Regions from separate parts of the Homo sapiens genome. Here region 2 is linked to region 1. Evidence: read pairs that join two places in POLR2A ChIA-PET (ENCODE). Cell type or tissue: B cell. All regions are shown on one strand.

Region 1 (8,000 bases):
CTTAACAGACTTAATAGATGAAATAATTTTTAACTATTCACCTACATATTTACCATTTTTGGTACTCTTTATTGCCTTATATCGGTCCACATTTCCTTGAGCTTCTAACATCTTTTCTACTGCAAGTTTGCTGACAATAAATTCTTTCAGCTTTTGTTTATCTGAAACACTTTTTATTCTGCTTTCATTTTTGAAAAATATTTTCCCTGAATATGGAATTCTAGATTGACTGGTTTTTTTCTTGCAGTAACATTTTTTTCTGGCTTGCATATTTTCTGATGATGAGTCTTATCTTTGATTGTGTCTGCATAATACGTCTTTTTCCCCAGGCTGTTTTTAAGATTCTTTTTTATTTCTGGTTTTCAGCAATTTGATTATGATGTACCCTGGTATGGGTTTCCTTTGTGTTTAGGCTGCTGGAGTCTATGGAGCTCCTTGAATTTGTGAGTTTATAGTCTATCAAATTTGGAAATTTTTCAACCAATTTTTTATGTTGCCTCTTTTCTCTCCTCTCTGAGACTTCAGTTACAGTAATTTAGACTGCTGGACTCTGGGCTCAGTCTGGATTTCCTTCCTCTGTGCTGTAGCCTAGAAACAGCCCCCAGGCAGTAATCTGGGGCAATTACAGGGCTCACTTCATTTGTCTTCCTTTTCTTGGGGATCACGGACCTACACTGCCTGTTCAATGTCTGAAAAGAGTTTTATATATTTTGCATAGTTTTCTAGTTGTTTATGGCAGGACGGCAACTCCCGTAGCAGCGAAGCCACATGAGAAGATGAGGAAGTTCTTCCCCTGAATGTTTAATTTTATATACAATTACCAGCAAACTGGCCCTATAGTAAAAGCACACACTATCCACTGTCCATTATTTAAAGATTGGTAGGAATTATGACATATTAATACAGTTTCAAATTGTGTTTGCTTCTTTAAATGACTACATCACAATTTTGATCTGTGGTGAACTCACCTTTGCCTGAAACACCTACCTTTTTTATGTTTAAGTGAGTAACTGCCAAGCCACATTTCCCCTGCCTTGAATTTATTTAGATGTATGAGGTTTAGGGGGAGGGCGTGTTGTACCTAAATGCCAGATTTTCCATTTATTTCTGTTAAATTTCATCTGCTTAGATGTAGCCTATTGCATCTGATTCTGCAATAATAGTTTTTTTGACATTGTGGTAGCATTAGAATTCTTTTTTCAAATTAAATCTCAGAAGGCGGACAAATATAATAGCCAGGTTGCTGTCTATTAAAGAGGATGTGGGAGTGTCAGAGCTCTGTGTGCGTGGGGAGGGTGAGATCTGCCATACCTCTTAGGCACTTCCAAAGACTCTTGTGGTTCTTTGGAGCACAGTTTGAGAGGCACTGGTTTAAGAGTTGTGAATTCGCTCTCACATGGCATTTCCAGATTTGCTCAAAACAACTTCTGTATTTTTACCCAAATATTGAAAATCATTCTCCAACTAGGACTTTGTCCTTGTTGTTTATAGTGATGTTTTGCAAGAGAATTTGTGTCTCCACCATGTATATTCGTTATTCATTGTGTGTGGGGAATATGTGACTGCTTCCTTACAGATTGAAAAATGTAAAGTAATGGCCTCCAAGAAAAAACCACTATGGCTTGAGTTTAAATGTGCCGATCCTACAGCCCTATCAAATGAAACAATTGGAATTATCTTTAAACATGGTGATGATCTGCGCCAAGACATGCTTATTTTACAGGTATGCTAATTTTAAGATTGTTTTCAATTATCTGAAAACAATTCTATATTACATCAAAAACATGCTTTCTCCTACTGGCTCTATTCCCACTCTCTTCTTTCAAGTGATGAATTGTGATCAAATATTACATCATAGAGAGTTTTCACTTGGGGAATTTGGCTGCAGACTATTAGATATGCAATCTAATGAGCATTATGGTTCTGTCCAAGTTGCATATCTAACACTCCCAAGTAGCCAGATATACCTCCCTCACCTAATGTCTTTTTTATACACCCCATTCTAAGCTTGATAACATAGAAAATAGCCATATTTATCCCCAGCACTCACTTCATTCCTGCCCATAGACATGTCTGCACATCTCTAGGCACTCTTTTAGATACATCTCCTCTGATGCACATAAACAAATCAAGCAAATGATTTTATGGGAAGGAGAAAGATGAACAAGTAGGTCACCACAGAAATCCTGCAGGTAAGTGACAAGAGTGAAGTACTGTTAGGGCAGAAGGTGAATGGTCAATATATCAGTGCTAATTATTTTCATATTTTCTAACATTTCTAGATAAACTTTAGCTTCACAAGTCTGTAAAGTAATATTCTCCAGATTCTAGTTGGTCAGTGTTGTAGAGGTAATAATTTCTAATACTTAATATGGTTTATTTGAAGTAGACAAATTACATTGATTTCAAGGTAGCCTATTTAAAACTGGTCATGTTTCCAATTGTAAGTTTCTGTTTTTACTTATTTCTAATATAGAAACAGGAATACCTTTGCTTTGCCTTTGCTTTGCCTTTGCTTTGCTTTCAAGAATGATCTATGTTTTGTCCAGGAGGTATTTTAGAAAAGAAAAAGAGAAATCCTTCAAACTTTTTGCAAGTTTATTAAATTTCAAATAAATCTGTAGAATATTTTGAATTGTTTGAAGATGGACACTTTAAAAACACAAAAATTACCCTGTTGGTCCTCTCATTTTGAGTGAAAGTTTGCCTTTGCCCTTTATGTACTTTGTGGTTTTGTTTTTTTTTAATTTTTTTAAGATGAGGCCTTGCTTTATCGCCCAGGTTGGAATACAGTGGCACGATCACAGCCCACTGCAGCCTCAAACTCCTAGGCTCAAGCAATCCTCCTGCCTTAGCCTCTGAAGTAACTAGGACTATAGGTGTGCACCACCATACCTGGCAAATTATATTTTTTGTAGAGATGGGGTCTTGCCATGTTACCCACGCTGGCCTCAAACTCCTTGGCTCAATGAATCCTCCCACCTCAGCCTCCCACACAACTTTCACAGTCTTCTCCTTTTCTTTCCCTTCCTCATAAGAAAACCAACAGTGTGGACCTGGAAAATAGCTCTCTGGTCAAAAAAAACCTCTCTGCCCTTCACTCAACAAAAACATAGCCTTTCCTTCTCTGGGCCAGGCACTAGCCCACAATCTCCATTAGACTCTTCATCCTTCTATAGGAATGATCAAGATTGTGAAAGACACCATGACAATTGCCAAAATTGCTGGGATTCTAGGCACGAGCCAGTTAATCGCCAAAATTGCTGGGATTCTAGGTGTGAGCCATCATGCCCAGCCTACTTTGTTTATTTGTTGGGGCACATAGTTTGGCAGCTAAGGGCAAGTTATTTAAGCTCTTTAAGGCTTTGTTCCTTCACCTGTAGAATGGGAATAATAATCCTATCCACATTATAGGGCAATGCAAGGATCACACATAAAGCAGCAATCAGTATATATTCGCTATCATTATCATCATTGTAGTTACTGCTGCTTTGGTTATTGCCTTTGATAAATATGTGTAAGGATGTTAGAGTTTTGTGGTAAAATAGACACAAGTAAAGCAGAACATTTGAACAGAGAGGTGATGAACCACAGCTAAAACCCACTCCAAAAGAAATGTATTGGCCAAGCATGGTGGCTCACGCCTGTAATCCCAGCACTTTGAGAGGCCAAGGTGGGCGGATCACTTGAGGTCAGGAGTTTGAGACCAGCCTGGCCAACATGGTGAAACCCCATCTCTACTAAAAATACAAAAAAAATTAGCCGGGCATCATGATGCGCGCCTCTAATCCCAGCTACTCAGGAGGCTGAGGCAGGAGAATCACTTGAACCTGGGAGGTGGAGGTGGCAGTGAGCTAAGATCACACCACTGCACTCCAGGCTGGGCGACAGAGCAAGATTCCATCTACAAAACAAAAACAAAAACAAAACAAAACAAGAAATGTATTTATCCTCTTCCCCAAGGTACATTTCGGAAAACAAAATTAACAAGCTCACAAAGAAGAGAAACTTTAGAGTACCAGATTGACCAATAAACGTACAGTTGTTACTTATATGTTTTACATTTACTCTTATATTTTGTGTTACTAGATATGATTGCTATTTTTAAGGGAGAAGAAAAATATATTAAGTTAATATATATATAATATAAACATTTCTGTGTTTCGATGCCCAGATTCTACGAATCATGGAGTCTATTTGGGAGACTGAATCTTTGGATCTATGCCTCCTGCCATATGGTTGCATTTCAACTGGTGACAAAATAGGTATGTAGTTACCTCAGGAGATGAATAGACCTCTCAGCTCGTTTGAAAAGATTATAATTCCTTCAGTGTAGACATTTAATAACTGAAAAATCATAATCTTAATCTGTATAAAAAGGAAGAAAACATTTCTATGCTGGTGAATGTGACTCTCAATTTAATGTGGATATATTGAAAATACATGAATGCATGATTCAAATCCCTGTGACTATACATGGAAATGATTTTAGTAAGAACTTGTTCCCTCCTCTTTCCTTCTCCATCTCTAAACTTTAACTCATTTCATTACACATTAAACTTTTCTCTCACAAAAAACATTTAAAAATAGATGGAAAGATCTGTCACTTATTTTAGTATTCCAGAATTCACATTATCAAAGCTATTACACACTCTACTATCAGGTATTTTTATAGACATTCAGCATTAGTTTCAGTCAAACATATGTTTATTCAAGTTTCTGATCTGAGAACTCTACAAAACCATTTACATTTAACCCTGTAATTTAAAAAAGGAAAAGGCACAGATTGCCATCTGAGGAAGGATATGCTCAGCATATAAATGCTTTTATTTATTACTATTCAAAACCAGCCCTTTCCTCTTGTCATTCTGGGATATTGAAAACATATCCCACACAACTTCCATATCCTCCTTCTTTCCTTTCTATTCCTCATAAGAAAACCAATAGCATAGACCTGGAAAATAGCTCTCTGGTCAAAAAAAAAAAAAAAAAAAACCCTCTGCCCTTCACTCAACAAAGACATAGCCTTTCCTCCTCTGGGCCAGGTACTGGCCCCCAATCTCCATCAGACTCTGTGCATCCTTCTGTAGGAATGATCGAGATTGTGAAAGACGCCACGACAATTGCCAAAATTCAGCAAAGCACAGTGGGCAACACGGGAGCATTTAAAGATGAAGTCCTGAATCACTGGCTCAAAGAAAAATCCCCTACTGAAGAAAAGGTGAGCTCATGCTTTTTCCCAGTCTAATGGCTCCTTACAAGTTGTCATTTATATAGCAGTAGTGGCTTCAAGTTTTCAGAGAATCTGCCAGTGTCTTGCCTCCTGACATATTAGTGAAGTTTTTTACTTGTGAAATAATGGAGGTTTTAAGTACCCTCCCGTGGTGACAGCATATCTGTGTGAAACAGAGGCACTCAGTTCAGGACTCCATGAGCATTTGCTTCTCTTTTGATTATCAGGCATACTTTGCTTAAAATTTGGTTCTGTAAAATAATCTGTTAGCACTTTTTATGGCTATCTATTTTTGTTGTTCAGCCAAGATATTTAGTTACCATGTATAAACTCTTACGTACCTGGGAAATACAACATACACAACAAAGTAATTTATAATTTACTGCTGAACTCTAATCTAAATGGTAAATCATGGATGCTGAAAATGTCACTTCCACCATTCCTTGGAAGTGCATATGCTCAATCCTTCACAAGCTGTGTTTTAGCTGTTTGGCTGTCGTTTAAAGTTCTGCTGCACAGGATTAGCACTTCTCATTTGCATGGTTAGCAGCCTTTTGGGGAGGAAATATAATGAGTAGCACTTATTAATCTGTTATACATGGGGATCTGTGAACCCAAGCATACTCTTAGTGGTCACAAGCAAAACATGTTCACAAATGAAGGAGAAATTACCATGGGTTCTATATAGTTGTTGGCAAGTGATGCATGGAGAGGAAGTGAACCCTTTGATTAAATTACTGTTGCCCTTTGACTCTTGTTTCTTCCTCATGCCATTGTGATTCACTGAATCTTCACCTAAAATATAAGCAGAGCAATGAGAAAGTTGGCAATTCATAGATATAATGCTAATGAAATCAGGCACAACTAACTTGCTCTCTGAAAATGGTTTCCAGAATATTCTCTTTTTAGAAGTCATTTGTAGATTCATGATGCTTTTTGTAGTTAGAAGACAACTAATATTCAAATGCATTTTAATTAGTTTCAGGCAGCAGTGGAGAGATTTGTTTATTCCTGTGCAGGCTACTGTGTGGCAACCTTTGTTCTTGGAATAGGCGACAGACACAATGACAATATTATGATCACCGAGACAGGTGAGTTTATTTAGTGCAGAATAAACTTTTATTGTGGTAAAATATATATAACATAACATTTACTATTTTAACTCTAATTAACTGTAAGTGTTCAGTTCAGTGGCATTACATATGTTCACCTTGTTGTACAACCATCATCACCATTCATCCCCAGAATTTTTCCATCTTCCCCAGCTGAAACTCTGTACCCATTAAACACTAACTCCCCATGCCTCCCTCCTTTCAGAACGGAGTAGTCTTTAAATGGAGTTTAAGACTGGAGCACATATTTAGAAGTCATTGTGTAGGGACACTGGTGCTTCAGTTACTCTAGAGCAGTGGCCCCCAACCTCTTTGGCACCAAGGACCGGCTTCTTGGAAGACACCTTTTCCACGGACAGGGGTGGGGGAGCAAGGATGGTTTCAGGATCATTCAAGAGCATTACGTTTATTGCACACTTTTTTTTCAACTCACTTGCCACTATAAAGCCTGCCACCAGATGCAGCTCAATTTTCACTTGCCACTCACTGAGAGGGTTTTGATATGTAAGGAATTGATTTATTATGGTCTCTGTGCAGTGAAACCTCTCTGCTAATGTTAATCTGTATTTACAGCCACTGCCCAGTGCTAGCATCACCACCTCAGCTCCACCTCAGATCATCAGGCATTAGATTCTCATAAGGGGTGCACAGTCTAGATCTTTCTCGTGCACAGTTCACAATAGGGTTTGTGTTCCTATGAGAATCTAATGCTGCAACTGATCTGACAGGAGGTGGAGCTCAGGCAGTAATTCAGGCAATGGGGAGCAGCTGTAAATACAGATGAAGTTGCTCACTTGCCCATCGCTCACCTCCTGCTGTGTGGCCCAGTTCCTAACAGGCCATGGACCTGTCCATGGCCCAGGGGTTGGGGACCTCTGCTCTAGAGAGACCACCTCACTTGAGGACTAAGGTGTGAGTGAAGGAGGAAGAGGCAGGAAATGAGTCTTAAGAAGGCAAAGTTAGAGGGACCGCTGGAAAACTAGGAGAGGGTCATATCCCAGAAGCTGGCGAAGGTGGGAGTGATCACCAGTGACAGATGTTGCAGAGAAAGAACAGAAAGAACTCATAGATATCCTTAAATCTCCCTAACCCACTCCACTTTAGTGGTTCACTGTCCACTCTGACAGTAGTCAGTAGTGGCCACCAAAGCATGAGATTTTTCTCTATGAATTTGGGCCATTTTAAGAGTAGAGTCTGGAAAAGGCATCAGATGGGGACAGATTGCTTACTTCCTATGAGAATTAAAAGAGATAATATATTTATGGACAATAGAAATGATAAAGGGCTAAACAAATAAGATGATGATTATTGTGGTGGTGATAGTAGTAGTGGTAGAAATTGACCCAAAGGAGACTCAAAATGATTTGCTTCTATCATGCTGCCCAAGTTTCTGAGATCAGATGAGCTTAGATACATTCAGGATGGTATGGCCGTAGATGGCTACTCAAAAGGAAAAGGTGAATAACCCCTGCCCCCAAGCAGAGTGAAACATCAGTCTATCCTGAGTTGCGTAAAGAGCATAAGAGAGTCTTAGGGATAATGATGACATAGTGGCCAGAGAGTTTGATTTATGTTTCTAAGAATAATTTTGAGATGAGAATCTTATAGTGGCATCTGGCTGTCATCTAAAGAACACCAGAAGGATATCAAAAACA
Region 2 (8,000 bases), 800 kb after region 1:
ACACTTGTAGTCTCAGCTACTTGGGAGGCTGAGGTGGGAAGATCTCCTGAGCCCTGGAGGTTGAGGCTGCAGTGAGCTGTGATCGCCCCACTGCACTCCACCCTGGGTGACAGAGCAAGAACCTGTTTCAAGCAAAAACAAAATCAAAACAAAACAAAACTTGAGTCTGGGAGCACCCACATTTCTTTCTTTCTTTCTTTTTTTTTTTTTTTTTGAGACAGAGTCTTACTCTGTCACCCAGGCTGGAGTGCAGTGGCATGATATTGGCTCACCACAACCTCCACCTCCCGGGTTCAAGCGATTCTCCTGCCTCAGCCTCCTGAGTAGCTGGGATTACAGGCGCCCGCCACCACACCCAGCTAATTTTTGTATATTTAGTAGAGACAGGGTTTCACCATTTGGGCCAGGCTGGTCTTGAACTCCTGACCTTGTGATCCACCCACATCGGCCTCCCAAAGTGCTGGGATTACAGGCGTGAGCCACCGCGCCCGGCCTGGGAGCACCCACATTTCTCTATGCATACTTTGGGAGCCATTGAAAACATTTGGTTGCTTCTGTCAGAAATACTATTGTACTTAAAAACATTAATGAAAACAAAGTGGTCTAATGAAGTAAAGGCTGCTCTGGAATGTAACAGACTTGATTTCTAGCCTCAGCTTTGTCTCTAACAGGTAAGTGACCCTGGATACATCATGTAGGGTGCTAATTGAAAGCTCAGTTTTAGAACTGGATGGACCTTGATTCATATTCTGGCTCTACTGTCTACTAGCCATGTGAGCCAATCACCATGCCTCAGTTTCCTTCTCTGCAAAATTGGGTTAGTAATAGTATATGCCTCATTGGATTGTTAAATAAGAATAGATAAGCACTTGGCCCAGGGGCTGGTACATAACAAGTACTCTAAATAAAGGAGTTATTTTGAAATGATTATTTCAAGCCATCTTTTCTTTTTTATTGGTGAAATGAAATGATTGGAGATGTATCTCTAAAAGCTTTTTCTAACCATAAGAGTCCGTAAAATGCATAATGTAAATGTCTCAACAATTATAAATGAAAAGGAACATTAGATTCAGAGATGATTCACCATGCAAAAGAAATGCAAAAGCAGGATGTAGATCACACTAATTAGATTTGAAAAAGGTTTTGGATCTAAAAATGTGTTCTACATAAAGCATGTTATTGATGCTTGAAAAATGGTGATAATAGTAACATGATGTCATCCTAGCTTGGGGGGAATGATACCATACAAAAATAACGTGTCAACATTAAGAATGGAGTTTGAGTCTTTAAAGACCCACCTATTAGCTTCTAAAACAATGTAAGGCCATGTACACATATCTAAGAATTGGTGAGTATGTCAATAATTGCTCAATTTTATAACGGTGCCATAATCCCATACTATTACACTCCATCCATTCAACAAATATTACCAAGTGCTTACTACAGGCCAGGTACTATGCTAAGCAGTGAGAATAGACAGAGGAGGCAGAATAACATAGTGAATAAGATCATGAGGCCAGGTGTGGTGGCTCATGCCTGTAATCCCAGCAGTTTGGGAGACTGACACAGGTGGATCACTTGATCCCATGAGTTCAAGATCAGCTTGGGCAACATGACAAAACCTTGTCCCTACTAATAATACAAAAATAATTAGACATGCATTGTGGCACGCACCTGTAGTCCCAGCTACTTGGGAGGCTGAGGTGAGAGGATCACCTGAGCTCAGGAAGTTGAGGCTGCAGTGAGCCGAGATCATGCCACTGCCTTCCAGCCTGGGTGATGGGAGTGAGACCCTGTCTCAAACAACAATAACAGCAACAACAAACAAAAAACCAAAAACAAACAAAAAAGATCATGGACTTTGAACTTCAACAGACTTGAGTTGGCATCTTGGTTCTCCACCCACTACCCATGATGTTTATACTCAACTTCCCTAAGCCTCAGTGTCCTCAATTGTAAAATGGGAGTAGTAATAGTAGCTACCTCTTAGAGCAGTGAGGATTGAAAAAGAAAATACGTGTAAGGCACTTAGCACAATATCTGTCACATAGTAAGAATTGAGTTTATTATTATTATTATCACAGATGAATAGACCTCATGAAGCTCGCCGTTCATTTCCTCGGGACCCAGCCTATTAGGAAACATTAGCAAAAGTTTTTGATTCAGCATTATATGGGTCATTCTTGATATGTTTTTTCCTGTCAAATCCTCAGTTTTCTATTAAAAAAGAATTTTTTTTTTTTTTTGAGACAGGGTCTTGCCCCATTGCCTGGGCTGGAGTACAGTAGCACAGTCATAGCTCACTGCGACCTCCATCTCCCTGTGTCAAGCGATTCTTCCCCCTCAGCCTCATGAGTAGCTGGAACTACAGGTGTGCACCACCACACCTGGCTAATTTTCTTTTTCTTTGTTGAATTTTAGTAGAGGCAATGTCTTGCTATGTTGCCCAGGTTAGTCTCGAACTCCTGAGTTCAAGTGATCCTCTCACTTTGGCCTCCCAAAGTTCTGGGATTAAAGGAGTGAGCCACCATGTCCAGCCCATATTTTAAAATTAAAATTAAAATTTTAAGATTTTATTTTGGTAGAGACAGGGGTTTTGCAATGTCGCCCAGGCTGGTCTTGAACCCCTGGCCTCAAGCAGTCATCTTACTGCATGCCTCCTAATGTGTTGGGATTATAGGTGTGGGCCACTGCACCTGGCCAATCCTTAGTTCTTTTTGAGACCTCTGACTGCCTTATTTTGACAGGCTCTGTAACTTTTGCAGCTCCTGGCACATCTTGCTTTTACTTACTTTTACATTTTCTCCATCAAATGTTCACTCATTTATTCCTTCATTCTCATTCATTCAGTTTATCTACTCAATAAACACATATTGAATACTTACCATGTGCCAGGCACTGTTCACTCCCTATACAAACCCAGTGACTCATTAACCTACCAAGACATCTCTTACTGAGTATTCTCACCTCACTGGGCAAACATTGCTAGGCCTTCATCTACACAGATCGCAGGAGGTCCAAACTAATTGTTGACCTGGGTCCATGGCCATTTCAGGACCCCTGCAGAACAGGAGAAATAGTTCTTCTGGTCTCATAGGATTATGTTTAAGAAGAAACTTTCTGCAAATGATTTCACTTTGACAGGGACAAAAGTGAGCAGGAAACACTAGACCAAGGTCAAAAATAGTTTTTAAACCAAGTGCAGTCATTATGTAACTTACTTCCTGTTGAATATTTTTCTTGAAATCTCAGTTTAGCATACAGCATAGAATTTTGCAAGAAACTCCTCACAGGCCACCCAAGTTGGAAAAGGTATTTCAGTCATCCCTATATGGTGGTGAATATAAGTTTGCTCTTCTGAAAAAAAAAAAAAATCAGCAGGTCTGAAAACGATTGCATAGGGTTAAATGAGCCGCTTAGTCTCTGAACAGAGAATTTTGCTTATGACATTACCATTGCAATTATACATGAAAGAATCCTTCAATAAATGCAGAGTAGTAGAGGATTCTCCCAGAAAAGACTGTAAGATTGTTGTAAAATACTTTACCTGGAGTGTTAACTTATCTTTGTTCTAAGGTTGCACTTTGGTTTGTCCTGCCCTCTCCCCCAAAAAGGTGCTGACAACTAGAAGTAACAAATGCAAAGAAATAGGGGAGAAAATATTAGAAGAAAAAGAAATCAGTTAATTTACAAATGTCAGAGATACTGGATGTAGGAGGCAGAAGGGAGAATGACAGGGTATTGGCAGCAATTTAGAATTAGTCAATACCCTTGATGCTACCATGTAGCTACTCAGTTATCTAAGTAAATCCCAGTCCACTTAGGGGTTGATTTCCCACCACTCAATTTGAATGGTTTGTCTCAGTAGACAAGGGTGAGAGCTTTGAAAGCCACCACTAAGCTTGATTAGATTTGTTACTTTGTACCTATTTCAGTATGTAAAATTTATACATTGTATTAAAGTAACACTTTAAGGATTGATCTATACATGTATACACAAAAGATATGGAAGGAAATGCCTGACAGCAAAAGGTGGTCGTGAAGCATTTGTGATATTCGTAGAGATAAAATAAACAAAAATAAATTCAGTTCCAATAGTAAACTGATCAATTTTCTCATACACATTATTGGGCATAATTTTTTCTTACGGTTTCATAAACACAGGTAATCCTGGGCAAGAACAAAGAAATTATCTAAATGAAATTGTCCTAAAATTTTCCAAACACAGCAGGAAATATAATAAAATATTATCTATTACCAAAAAGTTCATTATCATAATTTGAATTATTTGGAATACTAAGCTAAAATACAGAATTATATGTGTATCCATACTATTAACATACTTTATGGTATTTTAACAGTAAACTAAATTAGAAGTACTGTTCAGTGTTTTTGTAGAGTCTAATTTCTATGTCGTTAAATATAATCTTATATTATTATATAATATAATCTTATATTATTATATAATCTTATATTATTATATTATATAATCTTATATTATATAATCTTATCTTATATAATCTTATATTATATGCTCTTATATAATATAATCTTATTATATAATCTTATCTTATATAATATAATCTTATTATATAATATAATCTTATTATATAATATAATCTTATCTTATTATATAATATAATCTTATTATATAATATAATCTTATCTTATTATATAATATAATCTTATTATATAATATATTCTTATCTTATTATATAATCTTATCTTATTATATAATATAATCTTATCTTATTATATAATATAATCTTATCTTATTATATAATATAATCTTATCTTATTATATAATATAATCTTATCTTATTATATAATATAATCTTATAATATAATCTTAACTTATTATATAATATAATCTTATTATATAATCTTATCTTATTATATAATATAATCTTATCTTATTATATAATATAATCTTATATTATTATATAATCTTATCTTATTATATAATGTTATATTATTATATAATCTTATCTTATTATATAATGTTATATTATTATATAATCTTATCTTATTATATAATCTTATATTATTATATAAGTATAATCTTTTATTATATTATTACATAATATATAAGTATAATCTTATATTATTATATAATATTATTATTATACAATAATAATGTAAACTGACTATTGCAGTTTACATGGTGAGTTTTATTTCTGCACAGATTAAACTTTCTATCATAGAGCTCTTCTTAAAAGATTCTGAATGACTACTCAATATGTAGGCAACTTATTTACATACTCAGATACCTTGCATGATGCAATTCTGTAATATAAACTGATTTTGGTTTTTGAACCTCGTGTTACATTTCTAATCCACCAGACATACTTTTTATTCAAAGGTCTAATTGATTCTCATGGATTAAACTGGAATCCTGTAGTGATTATTTTTGTAAGGTAAAAATGTTTGTGTGATTGGGATAATGATTCCAAATGTTTTGTTTTTCAAGTTTTAATTTTTGCATCTTGAGTTGAAAAGTACACCTTTAATGAATAGACAATTCATCAAAATGTTATACCTAGCTCCTGAATTAATTAGGGTCATTCATCAGAAAACTGATTATGTAAAGGACCAAACAGCAATGATAACCTTCAAGCCTCTGGGATAGGTAGGGCTGTTTGCTCCTGTGCTAAATGCCCTAAGTTCTTGTTATCGTGTCTGCTGGTGGTAGTTATCCCATTTTCTTTTTCACTCTGCTGTCCCTGGCATCATCTTGTTTCTGTCAGTGTAAATGCCTTTAGCAATTTTCAGTGACTCTGAAAACCAGACAAAGTGAATTTGTTAGTACTGGATTTCAAGAAAGAGCAAAAGTACCCTCTGAGTGAAAGTTCAAGAGTCTTCCTACAAGTTAAATGCCTGAACTCTAGTCCAAGTGTTTGGTGGGAGGTATTTTGCATGCATAATAGCTTCTCCCCCATTTCCTTACTCTTCTTGAATGTGTTCCAGAGAGCTGAGGTTGCTGGCAAAGTGACTCCTAGATTACTTAAGGTTCATTAAGTACTTAAAGTTCATTAAGCTCATACATAATTGTCACCAGATTATCATTATAATTATTTTAAAAGTAGTTTATCTGTGAAAATAAGTAAAATACATTTTATAAATGTTATAAACTATAAGATGCTCCATTATTTTATCTTCCTATAAAATATGTCTATAAAAAAGCTCATTTAAAGAAAAGTTACCTTCACTGTGAGATTGTCTCAAAGAAATGTCTCAAAGATACCTTCTTAAATCCTGCCTTCTACAGGACTGAAGTTAATATAACAAAGATATTAGTGTTCTTCCTTGGGATTCTTCCTTGCTAATTTCCTTGAAAACACCCTTGATTCCCAGAAGTCTCCTATTTACAAAACAAAACTAGTTTTTCTTGAATTGATTCATCTGTCTACTTAAAGATTTTTTTTGGCCAGTTGTGGTAGCTCATGCCTGTAACCCCAACACTTTGAGAGGTTGGGCAGGAGGATTTCTTGAGGCCAGGAGTTCAAGACCAGTCTGGGCAACAAAGTGAGACACCATCCCCTGCCCCCACCTCCTCCCGCCCCAATCTCTACAAAAAATAAAATAGCCTATTTATTGTACTCTCTACAATAAATAAAATAAATATAGATGCCTGCCTGTAGCTCCAGCTACTCTGGAGGGTGATGTGGAAGGATTGCTTGAGCTCAGGAGTTCGAGGCCACTGTACTCCAGCCTGGGCAAGAGAGCTAAAAAAAAAAAAAAAAAAAAAAAAAATTTTTTTTATGTTATCTTAGTTCAAGTTTGAGAAATAAAATTAAGTACCAAATTTATTCCCAAAAATGTATGCTTGTCAGGAGATATACCTAATGTTAAATGACGAGTTAATGGGTGCAGTACACCAACATGGCACACGTATACATATGTAACAAACCTGCACGTTGTGCACATGTACCCTAAAACTTAAAGTATAATTTAAAAACAAAAAACAGAAAAAAACTACAGATTCAATTCAGCTTTAGGAATTAAAAAAAAGATTTGATGTAATTATATCATTATAAAATCAAATTTTTTAAATAAAACATGAAATTGTTTTAATTTAAAAAAAAGTATGCTTGGCCTATATGTCAATTCAATAGCTTTTCTTTGCCAGAAAGAATGAAGTCAGTCTACCTGTATCCACATATGAAGTATTTTAGGATTTTTTGTAATTTTTTGTTATTATCTATATCATTCAGGTTTAGGAAAGAACTTTACCTAAAATACTGGCTAATTGTGCCCCAAAAAAAAGAAAGCTAGAAAGAAAGAACACACACACACACACATACACACATATACACACACAAAAAAAACAACCAACTGATCAACTGGGAGTTTCAGGTTTATCAGCCTTTAGTCTCAATGCTGTATCACTGTAGTAAAAATCAGGCTACTTGATAGCACCTAGAAACCCATTTTAAAATATAAACTTGTAAAGCATTTCTGTAAGTAAAAGTTAGTATGTTTATAATGACATTTTTTCTTTTAAGACATCTTTATTATTATCATAAAAAATACAGAGAAGCAAAAATAAGAATGTAGAAATCACCCAGTTTTTCCTTTCCAAGTAAACAATCATAAAAAACTTGGTGTATATATATATTGCAGCAATTGTATGTATGTAATGGTCTCTGTATCAACCAACACATTTTTATCATTTTACTGAAACTTTTGAGTGTTGTTTGATGCTGATATCATGGTTTTTCATGTGGGAAGATTCATATGAGAATTGATTGTGTGTGTGTGCGTGTGTGTGTGCTCGTGTGCGTGTAGCAGCAGGAAGTATATAAAATTATTTTCTTTTTATAGACGCTGGTTGAGATTTTTCAAAATATTGGTGATACCAATCTTGCTGATTTCACTGCTGGATTGCTCACCATTGTCGTCTGTATGGCAGTTAAGGAATTAAATGATCGGTTTAGACACAAAATCCCAGTCCCTATTCCTATAGAAGTAATTGTGGTAAGTAGAATATGTAGTTAGAA

The links. Peaks named below come from ENCODE experiments on the same cell type or tissue, not always from the same donor. Only the 100,000 strongest peaks of a DNase experiment are listed, where the experiment ranks them.
Region 2: POLR2A ChIA-PET joins it to region 1 with 5 read pairs; 1 of 35 experiments calls an interaction of 5 or more read pairs at or near these places.

Annotation. Positions count from the first base shown.
Region 1 is chr7:106,877,943-106,885,942 of GRCh38, forward strand. PIK3CG (phosphatidylinositol-4,5-bisphosphate 3-kinase catalytic subunit gamma) reads left to right here. Exons shown (of 11, transcript NM_001282426.2): 6 at 1,577-1,723; 7 at 4,175-4,265; 8 at 5,091-5,221; 9 at 6,213-6,324. Among named protein-coding and RNA genes, the nearest start is that of PIK3CG, 17 kb to the left of the region's middle. In B cell, no CTCF peak of the experiment used is centred here; a DNase peak (open chromatin) is centred at 5,899.
Region 2 is chr7:107,675,378-107,683,377 of GRCh38, forward strand. SLC26A4 (solute carrier family 26 member 4) reads left to right here. Exons shown (of 21, transcript NM_000441.2): 7 at 7,825-7,977. Among named protein-coding and RNA genes, the nearest start is that of SLC26A4-AS1, 18 kb to the left of the region's middle. In B cell, no CTCF peak of the experiment used is centred here; a DNase peak (open chromatin) is centred at 3,104; H3K4me3 peaks cover 727 bases; H3K27ac peaks cover 1,812 bases.